3 separate regions of the Mus musculus genome follow, and all the other regions are linked to region 1. Evidence: chromatin loops called from intact Hi-C (ENCODE). Cell type or tissue: heart. All regions are shown on one strand.

The links. Peaks named below come from ENCODE experiments on the same cell type or tissue, not always from the same donor. Only the 100,000 strongest peaks of a DNase experiment are listed, where the experiment ranks them.
Region 2: a loop joins it to region 1, with 4 times the contacts of the local background. A loop is called at or near these places in 11 of 42 quality-filtered maps.
Region 3: a loop joins it to region 1, with 1.9 times the contacts of the local background. A loop is called at or near these places in 5 of 42 quality-filtered maps.

Annotation. Positions count from the first base shown.
Region 1 is chr14:48,120,234-48,122,733 of GRCm38, forward strand. It overlaps Peli2 (pellino 2), which reads left to right and starts at 636. Exons shown (of 6, transcript NM_033602.2): 1 at 636-1,000. The coding sequence starts at 924. In heart, a CTCF peak has its summit at 1,110; DNase peaks (open chromatin) are centred at 538, 1,188 and 1,748; H3K4me3 peaks cover 2,500 bases; H3K27ac peaks cover 1,829 bases.
Region 2 is chr14:47,750,093-47,752,592 of GRCm38, forward strand. No RefSeq gene overlaps it. Among named protein-coding and RNA genes, the nearest start is that of 4930538L07Rik, 6.2 kb to the right of the region's middle. In heart, a CTCF peak has its summit at 1,502 (motif pointing right); a DNase peak (open chromatin) is centred at 1,879.
Region 3 is chr14:48,199,787-48,202,286 of GRCm38, forward strand. All of the region lies in intron 2 of Peli2 (pellino 2), which reads left to right. It also overlaps the pseudogene Gm6498. Among named protein-coding and RNA genes, the nearest start is that of Gm52144, 4.8 kb to the right of the region's middle. In heart, a CTCF peak has its summit at 1,243; a DNase peak (open chromatin) is centred at 1,185; H3K27ac peaks cover 1,383 bases; H3K27me3 peaks cover 751 bases.

The DNA of each region.
Region 1 (2,500 bases):
TGCCTTGATTAATCCATGGAAATAAAGGAACATTTGTCTTCATTTAAAAAAAAAAAATCCACCTAGGTAATTTCCTTTTAAATTCCCCAGGGGGTTGAAAGAAGGGACAGAGATGTGAATAAGGGATTAAAAGTAACTTTTAACTTTTCTTTTTCCCCTTTCCCTCTCCTCCCTCCATCTCTCTCTCTCTTTTCTCACCCCCCCCCCACGTTCTTTCTCCTTTCTCTTGATACATGAAATGGTGGGGAGCCCTTCAATTAGCGCCCCCCCCATGGGCAGATTCTTTCTCTTTTTAAGCCCCCCTCTCAAGGGCTTGGCTTTGAAAGCAGACACCCCCAGATCAGTGCGCTCAGCATGGTGAGCTCGGAGGTGGGGGGTGGGCAGTATGCTTGGCTTTCACGCAAGCGGGGTCCGGATCCCCGGGCTGAGGACGAAGACCCCCACGCTCCAACTTTTCGGAGGAAGAGAGGAGAAAAACAGAGCTGCCCCTTTAAGGGCTTGCCTTCCCCTTTACTCTATGTTTACATAACACGGGGCGCTCGCGGGCCGCGGGGGCTGGCGGGCGGGCGGGCGGGGGCCGCGGGAGCGCGGAGACGCGGGCGGCGGCGCGGCCGTCCCACCTGCCCAGCCCGCTCAGCCCCCCGGCGGCGCGCGCTCCTCCTCCCGCGGGGCTCTGGTCGCCGCTCGCTTTCCGTGCCGGGTCCCGCTCGTAGCGGCCAACGTACGGATAGCTCCGGGGAAGCCGGCGGGCGACGCGCACAGCCACGACGGAGCAGCCGCGGGACTGGCCGCCCAGCGCCCCGTTCGCCGCCGTGCCGTTCCCCGGCGCGCTCACCCCGTTTTCGGGATGGGAGTGTAGTGGCGGCGCGGACTCGGCGGGGATCGCGGCGGAGGCGGCAGCGGCGGCGGCCGAGCGCGGCTCCATGTTTTCCCCGGGCCAGGAGGAACCCAGCGCCCCCAACAAGGAGCCGGTGAAATACGGGGAGCTGGTGGTCCTGGGGTGAGTTGGGGACGCGGGCGGCGGGGCGTCGCGGAGGGAGAGGGATGCGCTCCTGAGGGCCCGGGTCCCCGGGGTGCTCGTTGCCGCGGCCCGGAGGGCGCTCCTGCACCACGCGGGGTCGCTCGGTGAAGCCCGGAGCCAGTGGCTACTGGGGACTTCTCTTTCCCGACGACCGCGAACGCGGAGCCCTGTCTCCGAGCCCAGAGCCCAGTCCGCGGGGGTTACGCATTGTTCCAGTCTGTGACCCGGGCCGCTGGTTGGCCTCCGCTTTTTGCGCCGGGAGTGAGCTCGGCCGAGGGCCTGGACCGGGTCCTGGTTTTCCCGGGTCCTCTCAACAACGGTTCCCGGATCTCCCGGGTTTCCATTCTCGAGTCTCCGCACCCCTTGATCTCCTTACCCCTCGGGCTCCTGCACCCCTCGGGCCCCGGCCTTGCCGATGCCCTGCCAGCGGCGGGGAGCTCGCCACCCTGCCCTCCTCGGCTCCCACTCCGCTGGTGAAAATCACATTTTGAAGATAGTAATTATCTACAATCGTTAAAACGGCAGCAATTAGAGACTTCATCTACTTCCTGAGTTTCCGTGTGACATTTTCTATTGTTTACCCTTAATAAACCAGGAGGGAGGCTTCGCAGGATTAAAGCAGGGTAAAGTGGGCAATGAAAAGGGTGTGGGTGGGGGGAGGTGGAAAGTGCAGGAAACTCTTGGAGCTGGAGCAACTTGGGTAGTGCTGCAGGGAAAGGATTGGTTTCCCTTTGGATGTGCCGCTCCAGGGAACCCGCGCTTTTGTCCTCTGTTGAAAGATCTGTATTCAGACCCACGCGGGTGTTGATGGGTGGGCTTAGAGGCACGCGAGGAAGCCCCCCTCCTCACCCCTAAGCAGAGGCTCTGGGAACTTTGAGAAACGTGTTTTGATTACTACCTTGAAGTAAGTGCCGACTTAATTTTTTTTTAAAGACTCATCTAAAGTTTCCTAGCCTTCAGTTTGTTGCAAGCCTTTCTGTGTGTGTGTGTGGGGGGGGGAAGGTAGTACTGGAAAGATCACTGCTTATTTGGAAGCTCAGCAGATGAGCGCCTTCCGCACCTGCATGGGAATTGCATGCACTTAAGAGACAGATGTCAGAGTTCGCTGGGAAGAGGAGGGGTGGGGAGGTGGGTGGGGGGAAGCCACAGTTTAGTCTGTCTTATGTAACTTCAGCTCAGCCTAATTTTGTGGAGTTTGGTTTTGTTTATGTGGCTGGCTTCAGAGTATGCTTAACACTGTGAATTTGACAAAGAAGATTAACTTACGCCAGAGCCATTTCATTATTTCCTTTTGAGGCAATCTGTTGAGACGTTTCGGAGCAGTGTGGAATAAACCCGGAGAGGTTTGTGTTCATAGCTAAAAGTTTAGGACACTCCAAAGCCAGGAAAAGAATTTACACCCTGGACAGTTGTAATTTAGTGTCTCTGTAAACACCGTTGCCTGTAGCACCTGCTTCATCCTTCACTAAAGCTTTTCCT
Region 2 (2,500 bases), 370 kb before region 1:
CCCTCTGAGACGTCCTGAGCTTGTCTCTGTAGTCCACATTGCTTTTAGCACTATTATATAAGCTCCTACTAGGATAGCCCATAAAACTAGCTTACAGCATTCTACTGCTTTCTCTGTCCTAAGTCTTCCACATTTCTCCCCAAAACAGAATGATCGGTCCTCTCAAGGCAACAGCCCACTCCCTGGTACCAACTTCTGTCTTAATTACTTCTCTCTTGTTGTGATAAGACATCATGGCCAAAGAAACTTCATAAACATCATGGTGGAGAAACATGGCAGCAGGCAGGCAGGCAGGGCACTAGAGCAGTAGAGGAGGGCTCACATCTTAATTGACAAGCACAAGGAAGAGAGCGGGGAGGGGAGAGGAAGAGGGGAAGGGGAGAGAGCTCTCCTTTCTCAAAGGCTGCCCCCAGTGGCTCACCTTCAACAAGGCCACACCTCCTAGCAAGCATTTCTTTCCAAACTGCTTTGCAAATAGTTCTACCAACTGGAACCAAGTATTGAAATACAGAAGCACTTGGAGCCATTCTCCACTCTCCAGCCTAGGTGCAGTGATAAGGTTCAGATTCCGCGAGAGGACCTGTTTTGAAAAATAAAGATGGAGGAACTGGAGAGCTGGCTCTGGTTCAGAGCACTGGCTGCTCTTCCAGAGGACAGGGCTTCAATTCCCAGCACCCACATTGGTGGCTCACAACTATCTGTAACTCTGTTCTTTTCTGGCTTTCAAGGACACCAGGCACTCACGAGGTGCAGATACACATTACAGGCAAAACACCCATGCATATAAAATAACAACAGACACACACACACACACACACACACACACACACACGGTGGAGACTAAGAAGGGACAAACATCTGATGTCCACCTCTGGCTCCCACATGCACCCACATGCACATGCACACACTAAAAGTAGCCAGTACACACAACACACAATGAACACATGTAAACAAACATTGGAAAGTTTTGCTTGCAATATAAAATTGAAAACAATTGTGTGTGAGTGCCTGAGTGTATGTGTGCATACCATAGTCCTTGGAGACCAGAAGAAGACACAGATCCCTTGGAATTGGAGCAGCCATTTGATGTGGGTGGTGGGAACCAAACTGGGGTCCTCTGTAAAGCAGAAAGTCCCCTTAATGATTGAAGTGTCTCTCCAGCCCCATGTTTGTTCTGATTTTTTTTCTTATAACCTGATCACACAGTTATCAGGTGTAAATTTCTAGATGACAATGTTGGCTTTTAATATCAAAAGGCTAAAGAAGCCTGAGTCTAAAGCAGTGCCAGATGAGATGAGTGGCCGGGAGAGTATATGCAGTTCCCAGAGCTGTCCAGATGCACACGGTCACCTGCAAAAGCACACGGAGGGACCCCACACACTAGAGAAACAAAAGGAAGTCTTTCCACCACCACCACCACCACCACAATCATGATCAGCATCACCTTTGCCATCCATCCTTTAACTTGCAACTTTCACTTGCAACTCCTCTCACACATTCACGAGTTCCGTCACTAGGGGGAGGTAACAGACAGTGCATATAAGCAAACTTGAAAGGCTATAGTTCTCTTGAAATGATGCTTGAGAATTTAACATAGGTAAAGCAGAGGCTTGTTTTCAGGGCTGGTTGTCCTCTTCATCAAGGTTTGAGCTTTGGATACACACACACACACACACACACACACACACACACACACACACACACACACACACACACACACACACATCTTCATCTGTCACTTTTGCTCAATAAGTAGCCTTTTTCTTTATTCTCTGACTTCCTGCCTCTTTCTCCATGGGACTCTACTGGGCCATTTCTGTTTTCCCTGGGGTGCCTCGCTCTCTCCATCCCATTCCATTCCCATCTGAGTCTGCAACTTTGTTGCCAACTCCCAAGTGGTGACTCACGGGGATGGGGAGGGGAGGAGGGGTGTCTCTGAAGCCTGGCCTGTTTGGACACTTAATGTACTACTCTGAGTATTTTCTAGGTCATTTTCATCCCCCTTTTTCTTCCTATGGTGATTCCCCCCCTCTTTCCATTATTCCACATCTGTCTTCATTTCCATCCTGCCTGGTAGAATGCCAGGCCCCGTTCCAGGCCTAACCAGTCAGCGGCTAGTTAGCTCCGACTCAGAATTGATCTGATCGTAGCTTCAGGGTACTCCGTCCCCCTGCAGGTAAACCGCTGTCCATTTTCTAGTGCTGGTTTGCTGGCCCTTGCCCCTCTTGATCTTGTGGTTGGCCAGTCTGTTTTCTCTACTCTTCAAGGGTTTTCCGAGGCCAGTCCCAAAGTTTTTCTGTGAATAAGTTCACTGTGGGGACTGCTCTGCTCCCCCAGGTACAAGTGACCTCTCCCACCCCAGCCTGCTTAGAACTATAGCCTTGTGGCATTTCTAGTCTATCAGAACACCGTCAGCACGATCCTGTAGACAGACACGCACACCAGGAATGGGTTTCCTACAGTGCTGGGTGTGAGGAGTCTGAGACTTGGGCAGGTCTAG
Region 3 (2,500 bases), 80 kb after region 1:
TCTCCTTGGAGAACTAGGGTGCCTTGTAAATGTTAGACAAGAGCTCTACCAGTGAACTTCATATCCACAGTGCTTTCTTTCTTACAAGGGGAAAAAAATCTCTGCAAACCAAACTAAAATCCCTACAAATGCAAACATTGGCTTTCTCCTAGGAGAAGTGTGATGTTGAGCAGGCTGGCCTTCATCTGTTAGCAGAAAAGATCTAGAGCCTGGTATGTGCCCGGAGCAGTCCTATGTGGGCTCTGTTCAGAGTGCAGCGCATTGTAGAACTAGATGGGGGCAAACATCATCAAAGAAAAAGAGCAAGGTGGGAGAAACGGGACAGAGATGCTGCTCAGGATGGTAAGATGTGTCCCAAGCCAATCTGGGGGCAGCCTCTGCAGTCTGGGTCCAGCGTCTGTAGTACAGAGCCAGCATCTGCAGTGCAGGGCCAGTGTCTGCAGTCTGAAGCCAGTGTCTGTCCTCCAAGCCCAGAGTTTGCAGTCTGGGGCCAGCATCTGCATTCTAGGGCCAGCATCTGTAGTGCTGGGTCAGTGTCTGCAGTTTGGAGTCAGCGTCTCCAGTCCAGAGCCAGCGTCTGCCGTCCGGGGGCCAGCATCTGCAGTGCAGGGCCAGTGTCTGCGGTGCAGGGTCAGTATCTGCAGTCCGGGGCCAGCGCCTGCAGACCAGGGCCAGGGACTGATTTTCATCCCGCTCTGTGTTGCTTGCTTTTCACAGCTGGTCTGTGCATCACTTTTATCATTTTGAAAGTGTCACCATTTCTGTCTGAACTCTCCTGCCAGGCCAGACTTGGAGTAAATCACCAAGTCTTAGGAGCCCTGACACAGATGCCATCTGCCACAGGCATCTTCCCTTCTGCCTTTGTCCTTCCCGGCTGAGCTCCAGATTGTAGAAGACATCTAAGGTAGGTGAGGTGATGGGCAGGGTTGTGTTGTTGTTGTTATTGTTGTTGTTGAGCATACCTAGAACTCCCTAGCACTGAACTGTGTGTCCTTCTAAGGGAGGCGCTTGTGACCCGAGGTCACAGTCTTGCAGGAAGCTATACTCCTGCCACATGAGTACAGCAGGATGAACCAGCTGTGGAGATCATTTGGGCTCAGAACTCTTCAGTCTTCTTTCAGTAGCTGACTTACCTCCTAGAGACTGGATATGAAGGGACAGGCCAGGCACATGTCCAGAGGCTGGGCACACCCACAGCCTGCTGCGGAAGGGAGGTCCTCAGTCTTAGCTAAGGGAGAGTCCATTTGAGGCCAGTGGCCAGCTGAGGCAGTAGACCTTCATGAGAGTCAGGTAGCAGCCAGGTCAGGAGGCACTTTTTTGGGCTAGCCTGATGTCTTTGTCACTTTTTGGTCTCAAGTGAGTAGCAGAAGCCTCAGCCCAGAGCTTTAGGTTGACAATAATTGCTTCATCTTTCCCACCCAGGAGACAGAAAAGTTTCCGACAAAAAATAGCTTGCCTTTTCCACTGTGTGTGGATGAGATCACAGTTCCGATCCCAGAAATTCTTGTAGTTCTGTTTTGCATCTATATACAGTTTGCACAGTAGATGCCGAAGGAGATCCAGAAAGAGGCTGGCCTGTTCAAAACCCAGTGAGGAGAACATTTACCAGGCAGCGCTGTGTAAGTGTTTAGAAGCGAAGACATGCCCACCAGCCAGTTTACGTCACTTTCCACGGGGGACGGGAGGAGTGAAGGGGGAAAACCACTGTTTGCAGAAAACACTTGGACAAGAGGCAGGGGCTGATGGCTGTGTGGACTGTTGGTTGCAGTGGTGGTGGTTTTAGGATTCAGGGACACAGATGTGTTGGGGTTAAGGTTCATAGGTCAGCGACAGAGAGAGATTGGGAGAGCAAGAGAGGGCTGAGAGCGAGCAGTGCTGATAACAGAAACTCAGGTTGGCTCGGCTGGTTTTCTCCCGAGGAATGTATCAGTTTGCTGGATGACAAACATGACCTAATGTAGTGTTAATTTTCAAAACCATTTGCAAGGCTTTTCCTAGTGTCCCTGAGACATAATTCAGTAAAGCTCATAGATGTCAATTGGGGCCCACTGGGAAATAATTTTCAGCTTAATTCAAGGCTGGGAAATTGGTCTTGGATTCTCCTTGTTGAGAGGTCTGTGGCTCTGAGGCACGGAGGCTAGGGCTGAGGGATGCAGAGGAGGCTAGGAGGTCTTGAGACCTCTGTGGCTCTTGACAGGCCTTAGAGGTAGGTGTGGGAGAAGAAACGATGCTGGTTTTCCTGTGAATTCATTGGGATGTTGGGTTGCCGTGGTGAGGGGCTATTGTAGGTAGTAGCCTCGCATGCGCGGTGGTCGGCTTGGTAGACCAGCCTTACCTTCAGTTCCTCCTCCCCTCAGACTGTCCCCTGAGCAGAGTAAGTGCTAAGAGGTGGCTTTTCTCTGCCCTGTTCCACTGGCAGGAAGAAACTTGCATGTCCTAGAGGGGACTGAACTCAGTGCTAGCTGTTTGTGACAGAAGAGTGGGGGTTGGGGGATGAAGT